4 separate regions of the Mus musculus genome follow, and regions 2, 3 and 4 are each linked to region 1. Evidence: chromatin loops called from intact Hi-C (ENCODE). Cell type or tissue: left cerebral cortex. All regions are shown on one strand. Links, peaks and the distances in the headings refer to the core of each region. The heading gives the core; the rest is flanking DNA. Region 1 has its middle 9.1 kb from the start of Gm26176. Region 2 overlaps St8sia2 (ST8 alpha-N-acetyl-neuraminide alpha-2,8-sialyltransferase 2). Region 3 holds the start of Fam174b (family with sequence similarity 174, member B). Region 4 overlaps St8sia2 (ST8 alpha-N-acetyl-neuraminide alpha-2,8-sialyltransferase 2).

Region 1 (7,410 bases), core at 778-5,777:
GACTGCTGACATTATCTATGAAGTGTTTTTGAACAGACCGAGCTGCTGGCCTATTAACTGAACTGCTGATTTCCTGACAATTCAGATAGGATTTCTAAACAGGTCCACTTCCCCTGTATCCTTTATTTTCCACTACCTCTGGTGGGTGGTGGGCTAGAAGGGAGGTTAAAGCATTTATAAGAACCATCATTAAAGAATACCCAAGATACAAGATACAATTTGCAAAACACATGAAACTCAAGAAGAATGAAGACCAAAGTGTGGACATTTTGCCCCTTCTTAGAATTGGGAACAAAACACCCATGGAAGGAGTTATAGAGACAAAGTTTGGAGCTGAGACGAAAGGATGGACCATCTAGAGACTGCCATATCCAGGGATCCACCCCATAATCAACCTCCAAACACTGACACCATTGCATACACCAGCAAGATTTTGCTGAAAGGGCCCTGATATAACTGTCTCTTATGAGGCTATGCTGGGGCCTGGCAAACACAGAAGTGGATGCTCACAGTTAGCTATTGGTTGGAACACAGGGCCCCCAATGGAGGAGCTAGAGAAAGTACCCAAGGAGCTAGAGGGGTCTGCAACCCTATAGGTGGAACAACAATATGAACTAACCAGTACCTCCCGAGCTCATGTCTCTAGCTGCCTATGTATCAGAAGATGGCCCAGTTGGCCATCAGTGGAAAGAGAGGCCCCTCGGTCTTGCAAACTTTATATGCCTCAGTACGAGGGAATGCCAGGGCTAAGAAGTGGAAGTGGGTGGGTAGGGGAATGCGGGGGTTGGTGGTCTGGGGGACTTTTGGGATAGCATTTGAAATGTAAATGAAGAAAATACCTAGTTAAAAAATAAATTAAAAAAAAGAACCATCATTAATTTATGGTTTGAAAAAATTAAGGTTACAAGATAGTGGCACCAAGAGCCCCTGGTGGCAATGTTCTCCCTGCTGGGTTTCAGTTCTTTTGGTCTGATCTTTTGCTACCTTCCTAGTCCTCCCACTTGGAATGGGAATGTCCGTTCTGTGCTGTTTTATAGGGGAAGAATTTAATTTATTTAAAATATAATTTTCTTTTCTTTCCTTTTTTTTTTTAGATTTTAAATTTATTTTTATTATATGTAAGTACATTGTAGCTGTCTTCAGTCACCCCAGAAGAGGGAGTCAGATCTCATCATTACAGATGGTTGTGAGCCACCATGTGGTTGCTGGGATTTGAACTTCGGACCTTCGGAAGAGTAGTCGGGTGCTTTACCCACTGAGCCATCTCACCAGCCCCTCCTTTTTTTTTAAAACTAGATATGTGTGTGCTTGAATGTATGCATGAACCCATGTATGCAGGAGCTTAAGGAAGTCAGCAGGCATCAGGTTCCCTGAACTGGAGTTACAGTTCAGTTGTGAGCCATCAATCATGTCAGGGCTGGGAATTGAACCCTAGGTCTTCTGCAAAAGCAGTCAATGCTCTTAACCACTGAGCCAATTGTTTAGCTTCCCTCTCTCTTCCCCATAGTTAAGAGAGTCTCAGAAGGAACACTGGGCTCTGAAACAGTGTTGGAAGTATGGGGACGCTGTTTTGCAAGGAATCTCTAGGAGGTGGAGCCTCGCTGGAGGAAATGCTTTGATGGAGAGTAGGTCTTTACGTTCATGGCTGTTCTACTTCCTGTCCCATTTCTGCTTCCTGGTCCGCTGGGATGTGATCAAGTCCTGCCATGTGCTCTCACCACTATGGGGCCACCAGCCACCATCCCTTTCCTTTAGTGATGGTTATATCCTTTTAAACTATAAGCCAAAATAAACCCGTACTAGTCAAATTAGTAAGCGGCAGAGGAAGCTGGGAGTGGTAATGCCTGCTTGCAATCCCAGCATGCAGGAGGCTAAGGCACGGCTGGGAGAATAGCTTGGCCTATGTGTAGGAAGGCTGCAGCTCGGCAGTAAAGCACCTTCCTGACGAATTTAAGGTCCTGAGTTTGATTCCCAGTACTACAAACAAAGGCAACAAAACCCGATGGTCCTATGCCCATGTTCTTCATCATAGTTAAACAACCAAACTTGGGATTTTCTTCGTAACACCATGGCAAGAGGCTGAGGGTGGGCTCTAGTGAACACCCCGAGGGTGAGCTCGGAAGCCGCTGGTTTTTCAGTTCAGGTCCTGACCCTGGCTGACACCTTAATTCTAGCCTTCTGAGAGAGCCTGAGGCAGGATCTAGCTAAGCTAGGCCCAGTGTGTTAGTCAGCTTTCTGTTGCTGTGACAAAAATCCTCTAGGTAAATAACTTCAGAGGATAAAAGGTCAGTTTTGGTTTGGTTTCTGGTTTCAGTCGACAGTTGCTTGACCCAGTTGCTTTGGGCCCTGGGCAGCGGAGTATATCATGGTAAGAGCATACAATGGAGGTGTGTGCTCACCTCATGACAGTCAGGAAGCAAAGACACAGGATGGCTTGGGTCCCCATATCTCCTTTAATGACATGTGCTCCTGACCTGTCTTCTTTACATGTCCCCATCTTGTTCCACCATCTCCCAACAGCCTGGCTTTTCACTTGTCTTCTTGAATGCTGTACAACCTGAGTCAAGTTCCATGCGGTAGGAACTGGTGTTTCTCACTGCCATTTGTTCCTGCTCCTCTCTTTTTCTTGGGAACACCAAGGGGTTATGTCCCAATTCCTTGCGTGTGGATGTTAATTGTTGGGCTCTGAGCAGAAATTCGACTGGTCCCTTAAGGCTGAGGCGAGAATGAGCTGTGGGCTTTCTCACTTTATCTAAACCTGTCCCTGGAAGGGGAGGGTGATGGGGCTGACACAGTTGGAGAAGGTAACAGAGTTGCAGTGTGGAGAGAACTTGGCTCTCTATATAACTGACCACTAGAGGGAGTCCTCCCCACTTACTGGACAAGGCTGCGGAAAGGCAACCCTGTTGTCACTTGTTAAACTGTGAGATTTTTTTTTTCCTTTTAGTAGCAATTCTCTATTCTGACAAACTTGATATCCAACCCCTCTGAATCGTGGCTATTTTTGGCTGCTTGGTCAGTTAAACGGATTAACTTGGTGTATAGTGCTGGTGTGCGGTCCAGGGATGCCAGCTGCTGTCTGTGAGCTCCGGAGAGGATGCAGATTTTTGCCAGCAATGTCAGGACTCACATTCTCACAGCATCACCAGAAGGTGCCAGCGTGCCGACCACCTGATTGGGCCAGCCTCTGTCCTAAGGATACTTGATGTGGCGTATCAAGACCAGTGATGAGACCACTCTTGAGACCAGTGATGAGTGCAGTGTTAGTCCCAGTGAGGATCGTAGCAGCTGAGGCCATGACGAGTTACAGACACAGCAAAGGGCAGACTATAGACTCCCAGTGCTTCAGCCTCAAGACAAGCTCCATGAGTTTTTGGAAAAAGTGACAGAGAAAAAAATTATGTCTCTCTACAACGTCCATCTACTTTCTTTCTCTCTGGGGAAGCGTTGCTTTTCCTCTTCAGCTTTCTCTCCACGACAGAAGGATCTGCCTGCATAAATTAATCTTTCGGCTTATGCTTGGCTCCAGATGTGGAAGGACGGTCTTCCTTCTTTCTCTGTTCCAGGGTCCCATGTGTGTGTTTTGTTTGAATCCTGTGGGCTCTGTGTGAAGCTGTGCAGAGGGAAATTGGTTTGGGAACCCAGCCCATGTCCCAGTCTTTCCCAGCTCCCCTCAGCACTGGGTCTCTTGAGGCCACAGGGACACTTTAAAGCTCTTACCATTTCAAAGACAGTACAAACTGTGGTGGGATTATAACTCTGAAAGTGGCCTTTTCCCTTTTTCCCGTGGAGTGTTCCAGAAGCACCTTCCATTTCTTTATTTCTTTGTGGAGCAGAGGAAGATTTTGTTTGCAATCCCACAAGAATCAGAAAAGTTTCAACTTTTGGGTGTTTTTATTCAAATCCAGATACATCGGGGCTGGAGAAATCCATCTGCCTCTAGCCTTATTTTTTTTTCCAATTTCTATGGCTTCTTTGGGAATTTTACATTATGCACCCTGATCAAATTCATTCCTCAGAATTTCCATGTCCTTCCCTGCACCATTGTGGCCTCCCCCAACCCCCAAAATAAGATAAAAATTGGACCCATGTCCAATTTGAGTCATTTGACCACTGGAGCATGGTCAAACTCTCCACGGCCTGCCACTTAAATAGAACCGAGTCTTCCTGTTTCCGCAGAAGACGTCGCTTGTGGGGAGCTACACTTGAGCATCCTATCACACCTTTTAAGAGTTCTCTTTCTGTTTAGGTTCACACTCTTTTTTGAGATCGGATTAGGAGGTGTTTAGCCTCCTCAGCATCCTGGCTTAGTCTTCCAAGTGCCCAGATTACACACTCAGTTTAGAGGGTGAAATATGTTCAACAATGTAACTTTTTTTGGTTGTTATTTAAAAACAATGTGATTAGACAGAAACAGCCCTATCTTTGGGGTTTCGGAAACTGACAGAAGATGGCGCCAGAGAGCCGATGTGGAGATGGATGGGGTCCTGAGCTGAGAAAGTCCCTGAAAACAAGTGGCCCAGGAGCATCTTAGCATCCTGGTATGTCTCTCTCTCTCTCTCTCTCTCTCTCTCTCTCTCTCTCTCTCTCTCTCTCTCTCTCTCTCTCTCTGTGTGTGTGTGTATAAAAGCCATCATTGCCCAGGACCATCTTAGCATCCTGGTGTGTGTGTATATGTGTGTGTGTGTGTGTGTGTGTGTGTGTGTGTGTAAAAGCCATCATTGCCCATTCTCCCAGGCTCACTGTATCACAAGACTTGGAATAAGCTTCCCACAGACTTTGCCATCCTCAGAATAGCACCTATGCTGGGCACGGGCTGCACACCCATCAGTGTGCACTTGCTGGTTGAGATAGGGAGATCCTGAGTTGAAGGTCATTGTAGGAAGCCAACTCTAAGATGGCGCCGGTTTCCGGTGTGCCATTGTCATAAACAACATCAGCGCAGGTGTAAGCCCTGCCAACCCCTCCCGAGCGGGTACATGCTAATTAGGTGACAGCGGTTCAACCTATCCCAGGAGGACACGAAGCCTTTCCCTGTGCTGGGGTGTATATAAGCAGACCTCCCTGCTTGCCCGGGGTCCCCGTAGCAGCATCGAGATGTTCCTGCAATAAGGGCTGTTGAGAAGAATCCGGCCGTGTTGTGTCTTCCTTGATGGCCGAGGTGGGCGCAACAGGTCATCATGGACTACATTTCAAGTGTGAGGCCAGACTAGGTCCATGCGTGCCTATCTTAAAAAACAAAACCAACCAACCAACCAACCAAAGAATAAGAAAGAAAGTTGGTGGCACGAAGTCCACCATCTTGAAGATGCTTTTTGTTTTGGTTTTATTTTCCATTGTGAAGGATGGTGTCTGGTGTTAAAGTGTCCAACCACTGAACTACACGTCCATTCCATCATATAGTATCGAGCTATTATTTTTGCAGATAGTCTCCTGTATCCCAGGCTGGCCTCACACTGACTGTAAAGGTCAAGCTGATCTTGAAACCCTGGCCCTCCTGTCAACACTGGAGGATCTGTGGAGGAAATGAGATATCCCAGCCTCCATTGTGAGTCTTGCCCTTTACAGTTTGAGTGGAGAAAGCAGCTTTGTTTTAGGGTGGGAGAAACAGAGTCTCATGTGATCCTGGCTGACCTTAAACTCCCGATCCTCCAATCTTTCCTTCTAAAGTGGAGTGATTACCGCCTTGAACCGCCTCACTCAACTTTATCATCGTCATCATCGTCATCGTCATCATCATCATCGTCATCATTGTCATCATCATCATCATCATCAATAGACTGAAACAAGGTCACGGAGGAGCCAGGAAGCTTGGGAGGAGAGAGAGGCCAAGGCTGGAACCCAGACCTTTTCCTTCCAAAGGGCCTGCTACCTTTCAGGATGATTGGGCTTGGCTCGTGACCAGGTTTCCGTTTACCGAGCAGGAACAGCTCCTAAAGGAAGAGATGGTATCTCCACTGGGTAGTAATGAGCAGCAAAAACATCCCTGCTCGCTGGAGGCTCCGGCTGGGAAAGCTCAGCTCACTGGGAGTGGAAAGGAGGGAGGGAATGCTGGGAAGGAGGAGAGCAGAGAGGCCAGGGATCATGTGGCACCTTGAGCTGCCCGGGGAGGGAATGCTGGGAAGCTCTTCCTGGGGGAAGAGTGACTCACTTGTTCAGAGAGACTGAAGGACCACTTTGCTTCTGAGTCTTATGCTTCAGATCAATTGCAGGGAGACTGAGGGGAAGGGGCCACATGCGCCTACAGGCACGCAGCAAATTCAATCACTGACCGAGACCGGCAGACCAGGCTGGCTGTTTGCTGATCTGAGCCCAGACGTGAAACAGCTCAAGCTGGGAGAGGGAGGACCTAGGTAAGGTTGGCCTGGAGGAGGTGATACAGGAGTTAGGTCCTGAGGGATGAGTAAGAATTGTCTAGATGAATTAGGAAACAAGGGGCAGGGGTGGGCCAATGCTGTGGACGATGCTGAGACTCTCCCAATGTTATATATAACCTAGCATAAGAATTCCTAGGTTAGTCCTAGAAGTATTTAGTTGAAATTCAAGTGAAGCATGAATGAGGTTGCATTGGTCCTACATATCTTATAAGCTTTGTCAGAGAGTTTGGGTTTTACTTTGAAATCAACAGGGGATCTGCTGAAGGGTTTGAAACAGGGTGGCCAACACCTTGGCGTCTGGCTTTTCAACTGGAAAAAGAGAGGTAAGGTGAGAGCCTGTAGATAAGTGGCTCTCCCTCCAGACCAGGCTGGCTGTATTCCAGGCAGAAATGGGGGTCAGAGCTAAAACTGTGGATTAGGAAGGACCAGAAAGTGCTGTCTCCACAGCACAGCCCCAGAGGCATCATTCATGGACTCTGGTGTGAAGGATACTTCCTTAACATTGCTCACCACGCATCCAAATAATACTCTTTAACGTCTCATCGAGGAGAGATGAAGGGAATGAACGACGGTGATTTAATTCAGTCAAAGAGAACTGCTAGTACTGCATAGAGGACTCAGCCCATGAAGTACTTGCCTTGAAAGTACTGGGAAGAGGGCTCAGTCAATGGGTTACTTGCCTTGCTAGCAGGAACACTCGTGTTTGGTCCCCCTGACCCACATGAAAAAGCTCAGTATGGTGGCATGTTCATCACATGTGCTTGTAATCTCAGTGCTGAAGAGGCAGAGAGGAGTGGGTGGACCTTTGGGGTTCACTGGCCAGCAAGTCACGCTTACTTGTCAAGTTCCAGACCAGTGAAAAACCTTTTCTCAAAAATGTAAGGTACAAGCTAGGGAAGATGTCTCAGTCAACAAAGTGTCTATTGCACAAGAATGAGGGCCTGAGTTTGGACAGCCCCACCCATTTAGAAGCCAGGCATACTGGTGCATGTCCGAAACTCTAGTGGTCAATGGCGAGTTGCAGGTTCAGTGA
Region 2 (7,410 bases), core at 1,434-6,433, 350 kb after region 1:
GACCATGGGACCCCACATTTCTTAGTCTTTCAGTTGCCAAATCAGATGATCAGAGGTTTGAGGGTCTTGTCAAGTTCATTCTTGAGGAGAAAAAGGGCAATTTCAAGACTAGCCTGCTGCAGAAGAGCAAGTGGGAGCAGGAAGCTGGGCAGGGTGTTGGTTGGAAGGGGTCTAAGGAGCCTTCTCCTTCCTCCTTATGTGTTTATGGGACCCTAGGGACTTCTCCACTGAATTAAACAGGCAGGCAGGCCAGAAAGGATTTACATCAATGTTCACACAGAAAAGTGTGGGCTTGTACATCTCATAGTCCCAAATCCAGGTGTTAGGGAATTGGGCCACATCCAGCAAGTCTATCCAGACACACTCATGATACTCCATGGAGTGCATTTTCCAATCCCATGCCTCTGCCGCTCCCCCTCCCTCCCATGCTTCTTGGCGCCATATCATTTTCTAAGCGAAATAACCATCTCATTGATATTGCTTTGTTAAAACCGCACCACGCTCTTAAAATAAACCAACGTGCCCCAGCACCCCCCCCCCAGCAGCCTTTCCTTTGTGTGTGTGTGTGTTTTCAAAATTTGTAGTACAACACGTGCAACATCTACCATTTTAAACTTGTTTAACTATTCTATTCAGTGGCGTTAAGTACATTTCTGATTGCTGTGCAATCTTCGTCACTATCCCTCTATAGAACCCTTTTCATCTTGCAAAAGGGAAAATTTATACTAATTAAATAGTAACTCTTTATTCTCTTCCCACTGGCGGTGGCCACCACCATTCTACTGCGAATCTGGCTGGTTTGAGGAGGCTCCTTTTCGAGGAATCAAGCAGTGGCTGCTTTTTTTTTGTGTGTGTGTGTGTGTGTGTGAGTGACGGTGTTATTTTGAGTTTAATGGCATCAAAGTTCACCTATGTCGGACAGCGCATGTGTCAGAAGTTTCTTCATTGTTGAAGCTGAATAGTATTTCTTTATATATGTCATCACTTATCTGTCAGTGGATATTGTAATGATGGTTCTATGAATTATTGCACGACAATCTGTTTCAGTCTCTGCTTTCAATTTTATAAACTTTTTGGTGATTTTGCTTATTTTTCTTTTATGTGTATGCATGCTTTGCTTGCATAGATGCCTGTGTATGACATGTGTGTTTACCCATAGAGGCCAAAAGAGGGAGTTGTATTCTCTAGACCTGGACTTGAAGATAGCTGTGAGCTGCCATGTGGGTGCTGGGACTCGAACCCTGGTCCTCTGGGAGAGCAGCCAGTGCTCTTAAACACTGAGTCATTTCTCCAGCCCCTCCATTTTTTAAAGTGTATACCCACCAGTAAGACTGCTAGATTAGATGGCATGGAATCTCTATTAGGGTTGGGGGGGGCAGTCCTATTGCTTTCTATAGTGGCCACAGCATTTCATATTCTGTCATTTGCACTTTGCACAATCAGGAGAAGACTGTGCCTTAGGGGATCGAGGTTCAGAAAAGTGGGGGCATTGACTTGAGGACACACAGTTAATAAGTGTTTCGCTGCAGCAAAGCATCCCCACTGCCCAATGGTAGCTCCTGACTGGTACAGAGGTGGAGGCGGACTTCCTGCATCATGGGCAGTGAGCACTGCCCCCATGAGAACACTGCAGAAGTAAGGCTCTGAGTGGCATCTGGAAGAGATTTGTATGAAGCCCTACGTCCTCACTCTGTGGGGTCAGAGCCACAGAAGGCAGCATGGGTAGGCTGTGGAAAGTGCTGAAAGTCATGGCTGTTTCCACAGGCATTCAGGGTCTTTGTGGGAGGCCTTCTGTAAGCATGTCCACACACAGACAGGACAGCCCTGGAGTGCCTCTCACCTTTCTTTTTGATTCTCATAGATAAACATTTCGATTAGGACACTTTTCGATTTGGATACTTTGCATGGTTTACTTGAAGTCAAGTTCTAGGAATATAGTTTGTGACCTATAGAAACAGCAAGCCAAAGTCACCTGCCCCGTCAAGCTTACTGTCTCCAGACACCATTTGCCTCTTCTCTATTATTTACACTGTCCTGGCACATACCATGAAAGAAGGTGCGAGTTACCCTAGGTATCGCTCCCCTGAGAGAGGCCAACACACTTAGCCTAGAAACTAGAGATACAGAAAAACTAACAGCACACGCTTGGATCTTACTGGGCAGAGTCCCAGTATGTCTGCCCTTTCCTCTGCATCTGCTGAAATGCCAGACCTCAGCGATGTCACCCCAGTGCAAGGAGACTACAGATGAACAGTGAGTCCCTCCTACAGACTCAGAAGTTTCCAGTATCCTTTTACCAACCTGCAGCGTGACACAGAAAATGCAACTGAGTGTAGAGTGCCAGAGTAGAGGGTATAAAAACGTCAGTAGCAAAAGGTAGCGAGGAGCAGTGGGTGGGGGCTGGATCTGGGGCTGGAGCTGGGGGCCAGGTAAAGGCAGATCCTCTTGCTGTGTGGTCACAGAAAGTCCTGGGACCTCTGTGAGCCTTTATTGCTTATCCACAGATGGGCAAAGACCACAGTTGGAGTACTTATTGAGGCTTGGCTAGAGCTCTTAGAGAAGGTGTGGGGCCCTGGGATTAGGCATCTCCCTGCTGAGTGCATTCTTTCCCAGATGCACATCTTTCCTTACTAGGCTTCACTGACCAGGGGCAGTTGACAGCATGAGCCCTTCTGTTCCTCTTCAGAAGAAAACTCCTCTTCTCATGTCTATCATTCCCTCTTCCCTCAGTGACTCAGTTTCCCCGACCTCTAACAGGCACCATTTTCCAGAGCCATTCTGATGGCTCGAGACAGAAGGTTGTTGGAGGGGAGGCAAAGGCAGTGGCCTTTTAAAGCTGACCCCCCCCCCATTCTGCTTGGATCTTTCCAGCTGTCATGGCCTACTACATCTTGGGCTCCAGCACACTGTCCCTGAAGGCCTTCCCCAGGCTTGCTGAGTCTGTACTGTCCTCTGTCATAGACCTAGGCGTTTCAGGGACTTCTTTCTCCCTTGGAGATTACAGCATGCCTGTTTCCTTACTGGAGGCTGCTTCATGCATTTTTGGATAGTTCCTGTCATCTGGAACGGAGGTACTCACGTAGGCACTTCTCTAGCTATGTGACTCTGGATGAATTATTTGATGGCTTTGTACTTCAGTTTCCCCACCTGTACAATAGGGGTAATAATGACATCAACCTTATCATATTGCTTGTGAGTCTTAGAGGCGTTATTTGAGATCTAACACCCATAAAATGACTATGGTGTTATTGTCTGTTGGTGCCTTCCTCCTGGAGAAAAGAACTGTGTGCGGAGGGAGGATGTGTCTTCCAGTGTGGTCCCCGGCATGGATCTTTTAGGACCTGGATCCCAGCATATAAAAATCTTAAAAGCTGGTAACATTAAAAAAAAAAAACAACAACAAAATAAAAGCAAGCAAATAAAAAACTTGGGGTTGGCAGGCATTGGTTCTCAACCTGTTTGGTCAAAGAAAAGGATTATTGGGCCAACTACAAAGACTTTTAAAAGCATGGTCATAGTAACCAAAAGGAAAAGAAAACAGCACCTCAGGATACTGTAGCTCAGAGGCAATGACAGCTGGGACTGGAAACTGCCTAATGATCTGGCTACATTGTAGCCTTTCCTTTCTTCTTTGTTTTTCCCTTTTGCATCCTTTGTCCTTTCTGCACATCAGCATTTGGGGACCACTGGTCAGAGGGATCACCTGGATCTCCAAACTGTGGATTGAGATGCTGAAGGGGCAGGAATTGCATCCTTGAAGCTTGAAGGGGGGCTGGAGAGCAGAGCAGAATCCCGGGTTCCTCAGACAATAGCAAGAAAGCGCCTGGGAAATCCCCTTGACAGAGCAGCGAGCCTCCCTCTTGCAATGCAGATTTACTACTCACACAGCAAGCAAGGCATGATGCAGGATTTTCCAGGGAAACAAATCAGCTCCCCCAAGTGCTCGCACGTGTGCCAGGAGGAACACAGCTGCCCGCGTGTAGTGCAGACACGCTCTCCCTGGTTGAAGCCACTCTCCCCACACTACTGTGAAGTAGGTGACAGCTGAAGCTGAGCAAATTCAGGGACAAACAGGTCCCATCAGGACACTGGGCAGTCTCCTGGCTGGGTGATGAATTGTGGGCAACTGGGGAGAATTTAAAACCAGTCCAGCTGCCACCTAGGAGAGTGACTAATCTCAACACTTAAGGATGAGAGCAGCACCACAGAGATAGCAAGCAAGACCCAGACTGTCAGGCAGACAGTCACTGGGGATGTCACTCTGGCAGACCTTTAGGGAGGGACTTGTCCCCTCCCACCAGCAGGAGACAGCCGTCAGCTCACTGGGCTGTGGAGTTCCTGCTATCCCGCCATCTGCCTGTCTAACTCAGTTTTGCTGCAGGCAGCTGTGAGATCTGATCCTCTTGAGCCTATCTAGATCCATGCAGCATCCACAGCCTTGAGTGGTCATCAGAGCCTCTGGCTTGACAGTGTTTTAAAAATAAAACACCCATTTGAAAATGTCCCCTAAAGAACATTTGGAGATAGGATACAGGGGTGGGACCTTGTGTTCCTATGTGGGCCATGTCTTAAAGATGTCCCTTTCAGTGTCCTTCCATTCATGCTGCACGGGACAGCTTTCTCACCGAGTGGAGGTGTTTAACTGTCAGCTGAACAGTGGGGATCTTTTGAGACATAGAGACTAGGATCCAGTTGCTAGTTCCTAAACCTGAGTTTGTTCATTCAATAAAAAAAAAAAAATCCCCAAACAAAACAAAAACCTTTATGGGCTTCATTATCTACCAGGCATTTCCATCCTGGGGCCCTGGGCCATATGCTTCCCAGGGTAGCTATGAATGCAGTTCACTATAAACTAGCACACTAACTTGAAACATTGTGACTTAAAAAAAAAAAGATTTGTTTTGGTAACTTGATTAAGGGGTTCTTGAGGGTGAGCTTGTAGGTGGCTACTTCATTTTGCAATGTCAAAAGGCTGAGCACTTCTGGACCATGTATTTCTCACAAGGAGCTGGGGACAGAGAAGAAATAAAACATAATCGTGAGTTCTGTCTCCATAAGATGCTGACATGATGCGATACTCAAGCTGTACACTGGATGAACAGCTAAGAAAGAGGGAGAGTGGGTGGGGCGGCTGGGAAGGTGATGCAAGGGAGGTAGGTGGTGGTGGAGTAGTGAGAAGACAGGGGCCTGGGAAGGGAGCAAGAAGAACAGAAAGGTCTATGTATATCAGGAGTCCCAGATAGGAGGATTGACAAGTGCAAAGGCATAGAGATGGGCCATTATAGAATAATCTAGAAAGCTGTGAGTCATATTGATGGAACAGGTAGAAGCCACAGGAAGATTAACCCAAGAGGCCATAGCTAGGTTATAGCCATGGATGTTCATTCTCTGCTTAAAGAAGTCAGTGTCTGTCTAGAGTCCCACTTTGGGGCAAGTATTTATAATTTTCATTTTCACCATTCCCAGTCTGTAAAATCCAAACAATTTTTGAAGCCTAGCAACTCTGTACTACAAGGGGAAAGAGGCTGCACTCACTGAATTGGTTTCCAAGATGGATATCTATTTACAATTTAAATTTGACACTGGAACAGTTGGCATCAAGGACTAGGAGCAAGGGAGTTAAAACCAGACTGTCTTTCTCTTCTATTTTATCTTTTAATTGTGTTTACGCTTGGGTAAACTATACTGGAATGGAAGGGGAAAAAAAAAAAAAAACCAAAACAACCAAACCCCTCCCCCAACAAAAGGACCACCTTGAATAAACACAGACTTTTCTCACAGAGTACAAGGTGTAACTGCCCAGGGCCGTGATCTCTATCTAGCATTCACTCAAGGCTCCTCTCAAAAGTATATTTCACCTGGCCTTCCCTGGGTGGCAGGAGTCACTGGCTGCTCATGCATCTGGTCACAGTGATGGGCAGAGCTATCCCCTTCTCCTCTGCCACTTTCCCAGACAGAATTTGACATTTAATAGGGTGATAGGACCCTGGTATAACCTACTAGATGGTATCAATTCTGACCAGTCTGATATTCATTCTAAGGCACCCATGCCAGAGATGGATCGGTTGTTAAACATCTTCACAATCTCCCCTGCTCTGGGTACCTGGGTGTAATTAGAGACGTCTGGCTCCGTTGCCATAGGAATCTAGTTTGCAGGAGAATGACAGGGCCATAGCCTCCAGAAGATTTAGTTCACAGCCTGCCTGACCTTTGGCCTATGGAGACCTTGTACTTCATTACTAGCAAATTAAGTCACAGCTTTGGTTTCATGACTGATAAACTAGGGGTAGCAGCTGTACCCATTGAAGACGGGGAGGGTGATGAGTCAGTGAACAGGTGCTTCGAGATAGTCAGCATGGGCCAGGTACACAGAGCTCAATGAACAGTAGTTCTTGGTGCCACTGGTTGCTTGCCCTTGGGCTACCACAAGGATAGAATCTGTTAATGTCTTGGCTAACTTCAGAAAGCTTGCAGTTCATGCGAGTCATCATTACCGTCCCCACTTAGTGCCACAACAGGCATTGTTAGGATCACCAACTACTCATCTGTCTTCAGACAGAGTTGGGTAACTCTCTTAATTATAATGGCTCATCTGGTGTCTGGGGTATTAGATGACAACTGGCATAAGCCTGCCTTGCATGGAAGCAACCAGAATATGACTTAAATATTTGATATTACATTAAACCAAGCACAACTGATAACAGAGGGGGCTGTTTTCAGAGGAGGAGCCCTTTGAGGCACCTTACCCAAGGATGCTGTGTGCCTAACCTGTGCTAGACTGGGAAAATTTGTGCCTCTTGAATGACTTCTGTAGGCCAATTGTGAGGGCAATGTAGCACACATGAGAACCGTGAATCCTACTCCTTCATAAGGGTTACACTCAAGCCTAAACCCCAGGAGAGAAGCAGAGTAACTCAGTTTACCTAGCAGGTATAGCAAAGCTGCAGCCTGCAGGCCCCATACACACCAAAAGAGCTATGAAAGTAGTCGAACATAAAATTGCAAATGTATTTAAAACACTATACGGTTTTCTTTGCTTTTTTTTTTGTACTAAGACTACATACTGTGAACTTTGTAAATGATAACATCGTGTCACATTATCTAAAGGATGAACATGCCTGATACAACATGAGCCAACTGACTGCAAAACCCGGGACCGTGCACGGGGTAGGTAATGCATTTCTTTCACCAAAGCCCCATTCAATCTGACTCAGAACTCAACTGTGATCCTGGGTTCCTGGGGGAACTCAATGGGCCAGGCACCTTGCAGAGAGTCTGTCTTTTTACACTTCTCATGCAATTCCACATGAATGGTAAGAGTGTCAAGAATGCAGCCAGGGCTATACTGTCTCAAAAAACAAAAACAAAAACAAAAACAAAAAAAGAATGTCAAGAATGAAACTCTGAAGA
Region 3 (7,410 bases), core at 1,414-6,413, 85 kb after region 1:
AATTTCAAAAAGAAACTAAATGGTCAATAAATATTTAAAACGATGTAACATCACTTGCTGTCAGGGAGACTCAATTTTAAACTACTCTGAGTCCATCTCAAGCCAGTGAGAATGGTAACATCAAAGGAGCAGGTGGCAACAAAGAATGCTGAGGACAGGAACTCTTGTTCATAGCGGGAGAGCATGCATTCTTGTATTCACTATAGAAATCAGAATGGAGGTTTCTCAAACAACAACTAACCAAAGCCTGAAACCACCACCACCATCACCAACACATCTAAAAACAGAACTACTAGTTACTAGTGGTAACTAGTGGGCACAGACCCAAAGACTCTAGTTCTGTTGCTCTCCAACATCCATGTTCATTGCTCTGCAATTCACAAAGTAGGAATTGAGGCCAGCTTGAATATCAACTGATGGACGGGTATAGAAAATATGGCATATATATGCAATGAAGTTGTTAAAAAGCTTTACAAAATTGATTAGCACATGCCCTGCACACGGACAGGGGTCAGAGAACAGCTTTGGGGAGTGGAGTCCCTCCTTTCTCTGTAGGATCTGAGACTGATTTGAATGAGAATGGCTCACAAATTTGAATGTTTGGAGGACTGTTTAGGAAGGATTAGGAGGTGTGGTCTTCCTGGAGTAGTAGGTGTGGCCTTGTTGGAGGTGTGTCACTGGGGCTTTGAGATTTCAAAAGCTCTCCCCAGGCCCAGTCTCTGTCATTCTTTATCTCACCATCTTGTGGGTCAGTTATAAGCCCTCAGCTTCTGCTCCAGTGCCATGACTACCTGCCACCATGCTTCCTACCATGATGACCATGACCCCACTGGTGGGGGCTGGGGCTGATGAGTGACAGAGTACTTCTCTAGCATCCTTGCTGAGCACGTATGCACCCACTGGCTTGGTTTGCACTCTGAATGGACCTTCACTCACAAATAATTCCTAACAATGTGCATCTTTCACTTAGAAAAAAAAACCTAGTGTGTTAATTTAAGCAGAACTTCCAAATTTTGCCATATCCCATTATAAAACCTCCATGATTCCACAGCCTCTAAGGCATAGACTCTGGATTGTAATTTGGTACTAAGGAGAAATTCCTGCATGATAGAGGTATAAACTATAAACTATATAACAAAGGAGCTGGAGCGATAGCTCAGCAGTAGAGAGCATTTGCTGTTCTTGCAGCAGGTCTGAGCTCATTTCCCAGGATCCTCATGGTGGTTTACTCCAGTTCCGGGTTGTCCAACACTGTCTTCTGCCCTCTGCAGGCACCAAGCATGTACGTGGTACATGCACATACATGCAACTCAAACACCCAAACACCAAAAAATAACATAAATAAATCTAAAAACTGGAAAATATAAAAAATATAATTCAGGCCCGGTGATAGACAACTGCAGTTCTAACCCTATAGGAGAAAGAGGTGGGAAAATTAGAAGTTTAGAGCTAGTCTGTGTTACACAGAGATTTGTCCCAGAAGGAGGGGGGGGGAGAGGGGAGGGAGGAAGGGAAAGAAGAAGCAGGGGATTTATTCCTTTTAAAAACTTTCACACTACCCAGAAAAGTTTCAAGGCACTGTGCAACTGTTAAACTCACAACCTAAAGCATCCTAACTGACAAGTTTTAAACATTTCTAGTGCTCCACTTGAAGTCTTGGATTTTTATCATTGGACACAATACTGTCAGCTGGCATCCTTGAAAGCGGGCTCAGTCTGTTCTTTTTTTTTTTTTTGAGACACTGCCTGCCAAAGACCTGCTCTGAAGTCTGTCAGTCACTCTTTGACGACAAATGCTGTTCCAAAAAGAAAAGAGAAGAAAAGAAAAAAAAGCCATTCGGTTTGCAGCTCCGAGAACTGCACACTTGCTTTTCCTCGAGTTCCAGTTCTCGGTGTGAAAGAGACTTGATTTACTAATTCTTCCGTCTAATCACGTACAAGGATAACATGCCCTGCTCTCCAGAGCCAAGGGGATTCTGAAGTGAGGTTGGCCCTGTGTCAGCGTCTGTGCAAAGCATGGCTTTGGAGATGATACCTGGTGACAGCAGGCCTTGCCTTGAGTCTTGATGTCACCTTTGTTGATACTGGCCCAACTGTCAACTCAATAAAAAAAGAAAATCCCACTTCAGCATCATTCCAGAATTATTTCTTACTCTGAAGATTCCCTGAAAGGGTGTCAGGGACCCCAGTGGTCCACAGACCAAGCTTCTAGTGGATATCAGTCCTGGGTGCAGCCTAACTTGTGTCCAATAACCCTTATATTAAAAAAAAGTATTTATTTATTTATTTACTTTAATTTATTGTATATGAGTACACTGTAGCTGACTTCAGACACAGCAGAATCTGGCATCAGATCCCATTACAGATGGTTGTGAGCCACCATGTGGTTGCTGGGAATTGAACTCAGGACCTCTAAAAGAGCAGTCAGTGCTCTTAACCGCTGAGCCATCTCTCCAGCCCCCCAACCCTTGTTATTAAAGCTAAAGTTTGCCGTTGTTGCCATTTTGGGCCAAATGCTTTAGGGACTCTAATATGGGGCAATCTGTACATAAGCCTTAGTTAATTAGGAAGAATGATAGACCTAAAGGTTTCACTTTACTAAAATAGTTTGACATTTATACTTTCTATAATCTCCGTGTTCTTTACGCTGATGTCAAATAATCACATCTACAGCTCATAAATTGTGGCAAAAAGAGAGAATGCCAATATTATTTTTATTTATTTGTATGTTTGTGTGCCTGTTTCTCTGTCTGCATGCACTACCTGTGTGCAGTGCCTAGGGAGGCTATAGGAGGGCGCTGGATCACCTGAAACTAGAGTTAGTTTTGAGCCACCTGATGTGGGTTCTGGGAACTGGACCAAGGTCCTCTGCAGCTTCATTTCTCTAGCCCCCGTTTTACAGATGTTCTCAGTGGCCTTATCATGCTTGCAATTGCTTCCTTCTCTTTAGATATTAAAAACCTGGTATTCCCCAGTTAAACCCTTGCTGGCCAAGGTCACTCAACCGTCAACTTCCATCCTGGTTGAGAGGCTTTAAGTTGGGAACACTTTCCCTCTACTATACAGAACTTTCCTCTAACTAACAAATTTCAAGGCTGTGACATCTGAAGCTTGGGGAATTATGGACGTCACACCTAGATCTTTAGGGAATTTTCTGTGTATATTCTGATACGAAAACAAGACTTCTCCATCAATGTAGTTCAGAGCTGGAATACTTTAACCATAGGATTTTTCTTTTCCTTTTTCTTCTTTTGGGTCTGGATCTTACCATGCAGTTCTGGCTATCTGGGAACTCACTATGTAGACCAGGATGGCATCAGACTCATAGACATCTGTCTACCTCTGCCTCCTCAATGCTGGGATTAACGATGTGCTCTGTCTAGCAGATGATCTTTCTCTCTCATCCCTGTAGCATGCTTGAAAACACTTGATACACAAAGTGCTTGGTGGGCAATGACTTCTGGGAATCTCAATATTGCTCACCCCACCCCCACCCCCAGTGTATATGGCAGACAGCTGTTAGGTGGCCCTGATGCTCCCGCTTCCTGTTATTTACGTCATTGTGACGCCTTCTTTCCTGAATTGTGAACAAAGAGTGGTGGTATGCATCTAATGAACCGATTCAGGAGAAAGTGTGGGGGTGTCACATCTGTAATTAAGTTTTACAGAACTGTCTTCTGTCCGGCTCCCTGAATTTATTGCTAACTGGGCTTGAACACGTTGAAGATGCAAAACGCTCTGTTGGAAATTCTCACCGTTAGAACTTAGGGCAGCTTCTGACAGACAGAGATGGGGAATGGAGGTTCGGGGCTAGCAGTTTGTGAAGCGCTGAATCAGTCAGGGAAAGCCAGTTGAGCTCGGGGACAGATCAGCTCCCATGTGAACCTTTTGAGGAGATCTGGGGGAGGGGGTATTAGTTTGATCTTAAACTTAACAAGATACCTTAAAACAGGACAACCCAGATAATGGGGATTGTGGTGACCTACTAGGTTTTGGGATAATTTGTTATGGAAGCTTGGTTATGTAACTATAGACAATGAATGCATCGTTATATTTGTCTGTTTCTCTAGCAGGACCAGAAATGAGCTGATCAAAGTCTCTTGGTCCTTGTTCTGTATGTTTAGATATTTACTGATCATTGGGGAGCACCTTCCAGATCATCCAAGGTTCTGTAACGGTTGCTCCAGGAACCCACTCAGCACTGTATCAATTCCTGGACTCCCAAGAGAATAGTCTTTCCCCACCCCAACATTACTTAGTTTATATACCAGAGACAGAACCACAATAAATTACTCCTTGGAGTTTGAAATTTAAGTCTGGTCTGGAGAAGGAGAGATTACTTCCAAAGGTTCACCAGCTGAAGTGCAAAGGGCTTGCAAACTCTAGGTGGGAAATCTGGGTTGCTGTGAGCTGACTCCCTGCGTGCTAAATCAACAAACCAGGGCAAAAGAATACCTGTTTCCAGAGAGGGCTGCCATACTGAAAGAAATAAATCGCGTGAACAGTTCATCATTCTGCCTGCCCGGAGCAGAGTGAGCCAAGCAGTTAGGATTCCTCCATGGGGTCTTAGGTCCTGATCGGGTTGGGCTACCCAGGGGCGGAGCGCAGCGGGGACCCAGCCGAGGTCTGCCCCGCCCACGCGGGGCCGAAGCCCGTCGAATGACTCTGTGCAACGTGTTGGTGGCTGCAGCGGCGGCGCGGGTTCTTCCGGGCTCTGCAGCTTCCTGCCGAGCATCGCGCAGCCGCCTCGGCAGCCGGAGACCCCGGCGCAGGCCTCCCGGGTGCCAGCCTCTGGGGCTCAGGCCTCCGGGGTGCAAGCCTCCGGGACGCAGACCTCCGCACCGTGCGTGCGCATAGTGCACCATGAGCGCCCTGCCACCCCAACCGCCGCCACCGCTGCTGCTGCTGCTGCTCGCGCTCCTGGCCGCGCCCGCCGCCCTCGCTCGCAGAGCCGAGTCCGCTTCGGCCTCCCAGCCCGAAGCAGAACACCAGCCTCCGCCCGGTCCCGGGAATGCTACCCAGCTGGGATCCGGCATGGCGGGCGGGGGAAGCTCCAACAGCAGCGTCGACGCGGTGGTGACCCGCATCTCCAGTCTGCTTCGTGACCTGCCTACCCTGAAGGCGACGGTGATCGTGGCATGTGCCTTCAGCGCGCTGCTCATCGCCTGTCTGCTGCTGCGCGTCTTCAGGTGGGTCGCGTCGCCCAACTCCTTGCCCTGCTGGCTCCATGGGCGGCGTCACCATGCTGCTGCTGCCGCTGATGCCACCGCGCGTCCTCCCCACCTGCGCGCACAGGTGCTCGCTCTCGGCGCGCTCTCGCCAGGCGCGCACTTTTCTGCTCTCTGCCTGGGTGGGATCCGGAGGGCGGGCGCGTGCATTTGGTTCTTCCAGGGCACATCTCAGGAACCGTTTCCCCCTTTAAGGCTGTTTGGTGTGTTCCAAGTCCTAGATTCTATTGCTTTCCTCTGTTCACGTTTAACACCAACTTTGAGTTCCGACCACCTTCCGTGGAATGTATTTTTATGCCCACCTCACAGACAAGGAAACATTCAAAGAGAGTTGGCTTACACAGGTACTCAGCGCTTGAGGGACAATTTGGACTAGGGTTCTCCTATCAAGAACTTTGCCCCTTTCCCCCTTTGGCAGCTCTCCTCTGTTTTACCAGCTCTTCGCCCTCTTTCACCTACAGAAAGCAGAAGCAGGGAGCGAGGGATGCCAGAGGAACCTGGGGACACTTGCTTCACACACCTGATGTTGGTTACAGGTTTCAGGAGGTTTGGTGACCCATGATAGCTTTGGTGACGGCCCTCATTGTTCACTTGGAGTCAGCGAACGCCCAGAACGGCTCTGAGCTTGGAGGTTTGCAGCATTTAGCTCAAAATAGTCCCAGCCCACACAGCTGTGTACTTTTAAAAGAAGGCATTTGAAGTATTTTGCCAGTCTGCTCCTTATTACCCAAGAGTGGGGGAGAAGACAAAGCACATGTGGCCAGATGTGAGGGGACAAAGTAGGAGATGTGGCACTCAGGCCCGGAAGGGAGAGTCCTTGGCTTGGGTGTGGAAGGAAGGAAGGAGACCACTTAATGAGATAAACTGCTTCTGGGCATGATCTGTACCCTCTTCCTGGAAGACAAGCTTGTTAGTTGAGTTTCTTAGGTAGACAGCTGCCAATCTAGATTCTGATTTAGATAGGATGTGGAGCACTTTACAGCAGGGACTATTCCCCTAGTGTTCCTTTGTCCATGTTGAACAAGTAAGTATTGTTGGATTCTGTGTGGCTAAAGGTGGGGTGGTGCACCTCGACTCTGCTGCCTGGTGGTCTGTTCTGTGGCTGTTGTCCCTGGTCATGCTCCCCCCGTGGACTTGATTAACTAGCCCCAGCATGTCTGGGCTGCTGGCCAGGGGTCCTTTGTACCTGCTTGCTTTCCATCTTAGCTTGTAGGCTCCGAGTCCTAGTCATCCATCACCCAGAGATCCTAACGCCATTTCCTCCTTGCCTTCCTTTCCCTGGTACAGGCTTCCCTCCCAGCACCAGGTGAGACGAGGAAGGTGATGGGCTGCACCAATCTTACGAGGCCTCAGTTTCTCCTGTGTTCTCCAGTCTGCTAGCCATTAACCACATGGAGAACTGGAAACATAACGTTCTGAACTGGGAGGCACTGTAACCATGAGCTTCACATGGAATCTATTAAGGGATATTTGACTCTTTTTCTTTTTCCTTTTGGCTAAATCTTTGAAGTAACTTTATTATTTTTTTCTGAATTTTGATGTATTGGGTTAAATATATTAAAATCAGGACTGCAGATGCCACAATTCCAGTTCCAATCTGAGACTAATAATGATTCAATTCTATTTTGACACAAGTTTGCTATGGATTCCCAATTCAAATCACTGACTGAAAAGGAATAAATAACTATGCTCTCTCTCTGACTCTCTCTGTCTCTGTCTCTCTCTGACTCTCTCTGTCTCTGTCTCTCTCTGACTCTGTCTGTCTCTGTCTCTCTCTGACACACACACACACACACACACACACACACACACACACACACACAGAGAAGCATGCAAAAAGGCACAAGTGCCTGACAGGTTTAACCGTGTCTTCAGGTCTCTGTTTCTTTTATTGAGCCATAAGGCTGGTCTAAAGAGCAAGCAATCCTCCTGTTTCAGCATTCCAAGTGCTGACATTATGGGCATGGGCCACCATGTTTAGCTCTAGGATTTTATATCTTTATGAAGGCTCTGGTGTTGTGTGAACTACACCACAAACTCAGAAAGGCAGAGGGACTGATACCATGTTGGCTTTTTATGCTGCTGTAACAAAAGCCCCAATAAAAACAGGAACTAAGTGGGAAAGGTTGATCTGAACTCATGGTTTCGTAGGTTTCTGGGCCCCAGTGCTGTGGACCTGTGGC
Region 4 (7,410 bases), core at 990-5,989, 300 kb after region 1:
CTGGCGGGGCTACTGCTTTGTTGTCTCCTGCAATATGGATCTAAAGGTCCTACAGTCCATTGCTGTTCTTTCCTTGGCTGTACACTGAAGTCTCTTCTATGCCCTGGCTAATCTCAGGGTGGATTTGTCCGTTTTGCATGACATTTAATTTCTGGCTTTACTTTAGAATTTGGAGCTGTTGTCAAGAGTTCATAAAGTGCTTGTCTTGCAAACACGAGGACTGGAGCTTAATCTCTTCAAAAGCTGGGGGAGGGTAGCCTAATCTTTGAGCCTTACATCCTGTCCTGCACCAAGAGACTCTGTCTCAAAAAAAAAAATCCAACCAACCAAACAAACAAACAAAAAAAAAACAAAAAACACCTTGGTTGGCACCTAAGGTTTACTTCTGGCCTTCACATGCACACATATGGATGCATACTTACTTAAACACACACATGCATGCACACACAAGTACACACACACACACACACACACACACACACACACACACACAGTGCAGCCATGGAAATAAGGAGGGTTCTGGTTCCTAAGTTTATCTACACCAATATTCTATCTCGCTCAAGTATACTTCAAACATGACCAAGTCACCAAAATTTTCAATGATCCTGTGAGTACATAGGATGCAATCAATGGCCCCTGTCAGGCTGGACATATCTGCAATCTGGGGCTGCAAATCTTGCTCATCACTGTGTTGTACCACCCAACTGCCACCAAAGCATCTTGATTTTTTCCAAAGTTTTTCCTATATGTTTTTGGTCAGCTACTTTAGAATGTTTCTAGTTGCCATATCTCTTCCTGCTGAAACGTTCAGGTCCTTCATGGACAGCTTTGGTCCTGTGTGCTGATCTCTTATCACAGCACCTTCCACGTTACACTTTGATTATCTGTTTGCCTGCCATTTCCTCCCTGAACTTCTAAATTCTATAAGGAAGTTAATTGACTTCTGTGATGGTTTGTATATGATTGGCACTATTTGGAGGTGTGGCCTTGTTGGAGTAGGTGTGTCACTGTGGGAGTGGGCTTTAATAACCTAGTCCTAGCTGCCTGGAAACCAGTATTCTGCTAGCAGCCTTCAGATGAAGATGTAGAACTCTCAGCTTTTCCTGTACCATGCCTGCCTGGATGCTACCATGCCCCCACCTTGATGATAATGGACTGAACCTCTGAACCTGTAAGCCAGCCCCAATTAAATGTTGTCCGTTATAAGACTTGAATTGGTCATGGCATCTGTTCACAGCAGTAAAACCCTAACTGAGACAACTTCCTTTTTCTCTGTAGTCCTAGATCCTAGCATAATATGTGCATGAAGAGCATACTTCACAAGTCTTCAATGATAACTGGCAAGCAGAGCTCATGGGTCACTGTGGGGGCACTTTCAGGGCTCACTTAGCTTATTCTACCCATCCAGGCAACAAGCAAGACTTTGCATGTGCTAGGTTAACACCAGTCTAGACAGCATATTGATTCAACAAAGGAGTAAAAACACCCCATCATACGGGTTATTTGAAGGGCCCTTCCTGATACAGAGTGGGTGCTTTGGGTGTAGAGAGACTATTTTTTCATGCTTAAGAATTACCTGAGACTCTAAAGGGCCAGGAGGACTCCAGAAAGATCATTTGTTGGCAGTTTACACCTTGTGGCCAGATTCTAGAGTTTAAATTGATGCCACATATAAACAAACAGATTATATTCAACCTTGTTCATAATCAAAGGATTTCAGTTTCAAATAACAATAATCAGATGCCAGTTTTCACTAGATTGGTGAAGATGACAAATATTGATAGTACATTTTGGAAAGGTTTTGGGAAAGCAAGTATTTTCAATAATTGTAGGTGAAAGTAAATTGGTACTTGTCTCTAAGCAGGGCAGTTTGGCAATAGCCATAAAGACCAACAAGGCATTTATCCATCTCCCTTTTTAGCAAAGACACTTTTAAAGAGCAAGCCCACGGATAAAGATGTTTTGCAAAAGTTATCAGAAGTGATGGATGGATTCATCCATTACTGCAGCAAAGACTGGGAACAATGCCTCTGTTGTCTACACAGGTGATGAGCCAGGTGTACCACGTATGGCCAGGCAGCTTTGAGGGACCATGAGGTGGCAGGCATCCAGATTGGACAGCTTTCAGTTTAGAAAGGTGTGAGTGCACACAAATTCCCTCTGTGTAAAAAGCGACATAGTCACTGAGAGCCAGCTTCACTGCTTGACTCCTGGAGGAGGATGAGAAATGAGGGCCTTCACTTCCTTTACACACACACACACACACACATGCATATACATGTACACAAATAAACAAATGCTAGTATTTGAATGCGTCCCAATACTATAGGCAATCTTTTCATTTTATGTTTTTACTTATTTATATACTTTATGTACATGAATACTCTATCTGCATGTGCACCTGCATGCCAGAAAGGATATCAGATCTCATTGTAGATAGTTGTGAGCCACCATGTGGTTGTTGGAAATTAAACTCAGGACCTCTGGAAGAGCAGCCAGAACACATATAATTCAGCCAAAGGGAGGGGATGCTGGGATGGGCTGGATCTTTTCAAGCTCATTTCATTTAGAGGGAAGGCTTCACAACCACTAACAATTCTGGACTCTCCTTTTCCTCCCCAGGGTGAGCAGGTGGAGGAGGTTATCAAGACAGTACAGTCTATAAAGCTTACGAGGCACCTTAACCCTGCATTTGAACCGTATCTTGTTGCAACCGTATACTCCTTAAAAGTCACAGAAACATATTTTCTCCTCTCTTGGCCTTTTTTTCCCCCTCCAAGACAGGGTTTCTCTGTGTAGCCCTGGCCGTCTTGGAACTCACTCTGTAGACCAGGATGGCGTCGAACTCAGCAATTCACCTGCCTCTGCCTCTCGAGTACTGAGATTACAGCCAGTGTTCTTAACTTCTGATCATCTCTCCAAACCAGACAATCTCTCTTTTCTATAGAACCTATATCAAGAAAGGCAACTGTAGTTCCTTGGCTATCTGCCCACTGGAGCAGCAAAAGAGAAGGGTATGGCTAGGGATTCCTGTGAATGGACTGGGGTGGCACGCTTGGAGAGAGCTCCCCTGCTGATGCTGGGCTGTCCCTTTGTCCTCTGCACCGTCCATCCTCTCGCCCAGCTTGCTCTTTGGCCTTCAGGTTTCTGCTCACAGTGATGGATGTCAGGACCCCACCACTGATCTTTCCTTCTAAGCCCTGGCAGAAGGGAACCTGAATAAGTGCCATTCCAAGACAAGCCTCAACATTCCTGGGACTTCATTTGGCACCAATTCACAGTGTCTGCTCAGGGCCCGTGGGCTGCTCCCCTGCTCAAGGGGTGGTCCTTTCCGTGAGTCACTGCCTTCCCAGTTGTTGTAATTGAATTAGAACCATTCACGACCAGCTGCTGACTAGTTTCCCACTTTCTGTGCCACACTTAACTGCCTTGCTGTCCATCCGCTTCCTACTCTCCTCCCTGGCTAAAAGCCAGCCAGGGCACTGGGCCACTCCACAGGCTGGCAAAGCTCTTGGGAGTGCTGCTCCTGCTGGGACCTTGTTGGCATTTGAGGCTAGGTTCTGCCAGCCACTGGCTTTGCATTGTGCTTTTTGCAATGCCCGGGTCACAATCTCAGATGGGCTGGAGCTGCTAAGTGCACTGATTCATTGAATCCAACAACTCTGGAGTAGAGTATAACTGTTATGGATTTGTGTTCCTCAAATTCATTGGTTGAAGTCTGTCCTATCTAATCCTCAGTACCTTGGTGTGTGACGTTATTTGGTGGTAAGATCTCAGGAGCATCCAGATTAAAATTAGACATTAGGATGGGCTTTAATCCGAGGTGTCTTATGTCCTTGTAAATGGAAATGTTTGTGCCATGTGAGTGTGAAAACAGCTACCTACAAAGAAGAGAGACTAAGATAGGTGTCTCATAGCCCCTCAGGGGGTGGGGGGGAGGCGTTGCTGCTGCATCCTAATTATGGGGTGCCCATCCTGTAGAGTTATGAGGGGACCCGTTGCTACAGTGTAAGCTTATCAGTCAGTCCTTTGCTTAGGCTGCCCTCAGTGAACAATGTACCAACTCTGTGTGAGCAACATGAATCCCCCTCTTCACAGCCCCAGGAAGGGACTCACTTAACCCAGACATTTCTAAAGGTGCTGAAGGTTTATCACTTCCTAAAGGAGCCACCTGGCTGCGGAGGCTCTCAGGAGATGGGATGTTCTCACCACTGGCCAGATGGCTTGCCCTCCCCACTCCTTTCCTCCGCTCACCTACAGCCTCACAGGCCCAATCTAGCAGTCCCTCAAGGGCTCTATTTCATCAGCCTAAAGTACCCTGGGAGCTTTTAAGTGTCTGATGAGTGCCTCTGACTGAAGGAGGATGGTCCAATGCTCCCCAGAGCCTTCTCTTCCCAAACGTTTCAACTCCTCATGTTTTTCTGCCACCGTGGTCCTTTTCCAATCTGGCACCCCCCAAGCACATGTGAGTCTTCAAGTGGGACCTGGCCAAGCAGAGTAAGGAAGTGATCTCTGACCTCCCTACCTCTGAAAAGTGCTAAAAGATCCTCAGTTGTGCCGCCAGATTGTGGAAACCTTTGTGGTAGCCATCTGTCCATTCACAGTTTCAAGCCACCACTGTTTTCCGTGCCCAGTGGCAGAATTTTGGTTTTGTCAGAATTTTCAGTTTCTTCCCTTAGATTAACTGAGACTCTGAATGTTGAGATTTCTATTAGAATCATTGCACTTTGTGAATTTGTTAACTGAACCAACAGTGACCTATTTCAGTCATCGGCAGAAACAGAGCCAGGGTCTGAGCCAGGGCCACAGAAGATTAAATAAGGTCAACATGAACACAATGAATTTAGCATCATTGGCTGGTCTGTGGTTGTTAGAGTGGTTTGTCCATCTGTCATAGATATGGGGAGTGGCAGGAGGATGTGTAGAGACCTCTCAATTTCACATAGGCAGAGTCTGATCCTAGCTTCCCCTTCTTACCAGGACAATTTACTTAACACCTTCCAGTCTTAGTTTCTTTAAGAGAAAAAAGGAGAACTGGACTAGTATTCTATCTAAAAGGCTGTTCCAAGAAGAAAGCTAGCATTTTCCTCCCTTATTGTCCTGATTGTCAATCAGGCCACAGCTCTTTAAGTTGCCATAAAGTACCTGGTCACTGTGGCTGACTTACTCCCTGTGTAAATAAAGGGACTACACAGATCCCAGTGTACTGTCTGCTCTTCCCTTCACCCAGGAATCCCAGGACAGCACTCCCTGTTACTGTTGGGTGAGCACACCTACTTACCATGTTTCTTCCAACCCTCTGCTTATGAAATCTTGGATGAGAAACTTCCCCAAACTCAGGCTTACTGGTGTCCATAGTTTTCGTGTATGTGTGCGTGTGCATGTGTGTGTGTGTGTGTGTGTTTTAATCAGAGCCAAGATGACTGCCTCAATATCCTTCCAATGCAGCTCAATTTAGAAGAGAACATGGCTAGCTGCTCAGAGTACCTAGCTGCTAATCTCTCCTGGATGTTAACTGGTCTTGATTTAGTGATAGCAATAGTTTTCAAGTTTATGCCATTACAAGATTCAGGTGGAAGACTGGTTAAAAGACAGATTGTTGGATGCTTTCCTAGGGCTTGCAATTCCGTACACCTGGATGGTCTGAAGATGTACAAGTCTAACAAGTCCCCTGGTGATGCTGATGCTGTTCACCTGGGGTCCATGCTGAAGGCCGTTAGCTTAGGGCAGCAAATGGACCTGTAGGTAAGATATCAGGGATCATCTCCCTTCCTCCAGGCCATAGATCCACCCTCACCCTCTTTGCACAGAAAACGGAAGCTGAAGAGTTTGTTTTACTTCTGTATTTTGCTTTTATACTTTGGGCAGTGCTGGGGATGGAGCCCAGAGTTTCCCATGTGCAAAGCAAAAGAGCTGCACTCCCAGCCTGCCCCTGTCTTTTGTAGCCTCAGTACAATCTACCTCTGTTTCTTTGGATTTTGCTTGCAAGATAATATAGCTTTTTGGTGCTGTTATTGTTTTTCTTACTATTATTACAAGCTCAAGCCCACCCTGGCTTTTCTCTTCTTGATATTATTCTACTAGAGTCACTTCACTAGTTCCTGGCCATGTGCACTAGACATAAAAAGAAGCTGATGAAGAGCACTGGAAGAGTCCTGGGTTTGTCCCTCCCAGGGGGCCTGGTAAATGAGCTGCTCTATGAGGTTCACTTTTTCTATCTTTAAAGGGGGGATAACAAGACTAAGTCTAGCCTTACCATAACATGGGAGAAGGCTCAGCATGGTGTCTGGCCCATCAGCGATAACTAAGATATCATGTGCCTGCATCTATTTTCCTATTTTCCTTTTCAGTTCCTCCACACAGCATTCAGAATGTGCGATTGAAGAGTTGACATCGGAGCATGTCTGCTTTTCTTCAGAAGAGTATCTCGCATGCAAAGAAACAGCCAAGCAAATCAGGGAAGACAAACCCATCTGGTCCATTGATGAGAAGGTTTTAAGAAGATAATGTCCCTCTAGGTGCTAAAAGGTATTGAGACTCTGAAGTGTTCTGACAATTCAACTTGTCCTGCCTATAGAGAAAGCTGCCCCAGACCCTGAATAACTGTTGTGTGTGTGTGTATATATATCAGAGTCTCTATACCAGGGTGATATTCCCAAGTCCACTGAACTCTTCCCCTGTCCCCTGCAGATCTGGAAATGAAGAGGCACAAGTTCCCACTGCACCTGCTACCCTGGGAGTCAGGTGACATGGTTCTACTCTTGGTTGTGCTGCTTAATGGCTGAGTCACCTTGTATGGCATCACTGGATTTTCCTGAGCATTCACTAGCAAAGATACTAGCATACCTCAACAGTAGACTCTTATTTAAGATCCTTGCCAGCAGCACACCAGAGTTCCAGATCCTCCAAGTCCTTACAGATACACGTTGTTTTCTGGCCATTTTCTTAATTTACTTGATGACAGTTATGCTCCTAGGTGTGACATGATGCCCCACTGTGGTTTTGTGCTTTCTGCAGTTGTTGGTGATGCCGAATGACTGGTCATATTCTAATTATCCATTTGCATATCTTCTTTGGAGAAATGTCTATTTGAATGCTTCTCCCGTTTTTGAATTGGGTTGCTTGTGCTTCTGCTGTTAAGCTGTACGAGTTCTGAATAGATCCTGGATGTTGGTTCCTCACCAGACATACTACTTGTAAATATTTCTGCCTATTCTATGGGTTTTCTTTGTCACTTCCAGAAAGAGCATCCTTTATGCATAGTTGGTCCCTCACCTTCTTCTCTACTACCCCCTTGACATTTCTTCCACGATTTCACTTTGCACACCCAGCCTGTTCTTTCGTTTTCAGTGAACATCAGGTAAAGCCACCGTGAGATGGAGGCAAGCTTTCTCCAAATGACACAGGCTG

Evidence for each region. A loop is a pair of places that touch in the nucleus more often than their neighbours do. Peaks named below come from ENCODE experiments on the same cell type or tissue, not always from the same donor. Only the 100,000 strongest peaks of a DNase experiment are listed, where the experiment ranks them.
Region 2: it touches region 1 in a loop (4-fold over the local background); 16 of 42 quality-filtered maps call a loop at or near these places.
Region 3: a loop joins it to region 1, with 4 times the contacts of the local background. A loop is called at or near these places in 20 of 42 quality-filtered maps.
Region 4: a loop joins it to region 1, with 4 times the contacts of the local background. A loop is called at or near these places in 2 of 42 quality-filtered maps.

What each region holds. Positions count from the first base shown.
Region 1 is chr7:73,651,527-73,658,936 of GRCm38, forward strand. No RefSeq gene overlaps it. Among named protein-coding and RNA genes, the nearest start is that of Gm26176, 9.1 kb to the left of the region's middle. In left cerebral cortex, for the core only: CTCF peaks have their summits at 2,857 (motif pointing right) and 4,441 (motif pointing right); DNase peaks (open chromatin) are centred at 2,857 and 4,446; H3K4me3 peaks cover 196 bases.
Region 2 is chr7:74,002,967-74,010,376 of GRCm38, forward strand. All of the region lies in intron 1 of St8sia2 (ST8 alpha-N-acetyl-neuraminide alpha-2,8-sialyltransferase 2), which reads right to left. Among named protein-coding and RNA genes, the nearest start is that of St8sia2, 7.0 kb to the right of the region's middle. In left cerebral cortex, for the core only: no CTCF peak of the experiment used is centred there; DNase peaks (open chromatin) are centred at 4,039, 4,327 and 5,113.
Region 3 is chr7:73,735,641-73,743,050 of GRCm38, forward strand. It overlaps Fam174b (family with sequence similarity 174, member B), which reads left to right and starts at 4,667. Exons shown (of 3, transcript NM_001162532.1): 1 at 4,667-5,188. The coding sequence starts at 4,863. In left cerebral cortex, for the core only: no CTCF peak of the experiment used is centred there; DNase peaks (open chromatin) are centred at 3,627, 3,773, 4,251, 4,718 and 4 more places; H3K4me3 peaks cover 2,827 bases; H3K27ac peaks cover 2,732 bases.
Region 4 is chr7:73,951,210-73,958,619 of GRCm38, forward strand. All of the region lies in intron 5 of St8sia2 (ST8 alpha-N-acetyl-neuraminide alpha-2,8-sialyltransferase 2), which reads right to left. Among named protein-coding and RNA genes, the nearest start is that of St8sia2, 59 kb to the right of the region's middle. In left cerebral cortex, for the core only: no CTCF peak of the experiment used is centred there; a DNase peak (open chromatin) is centred at 3,429.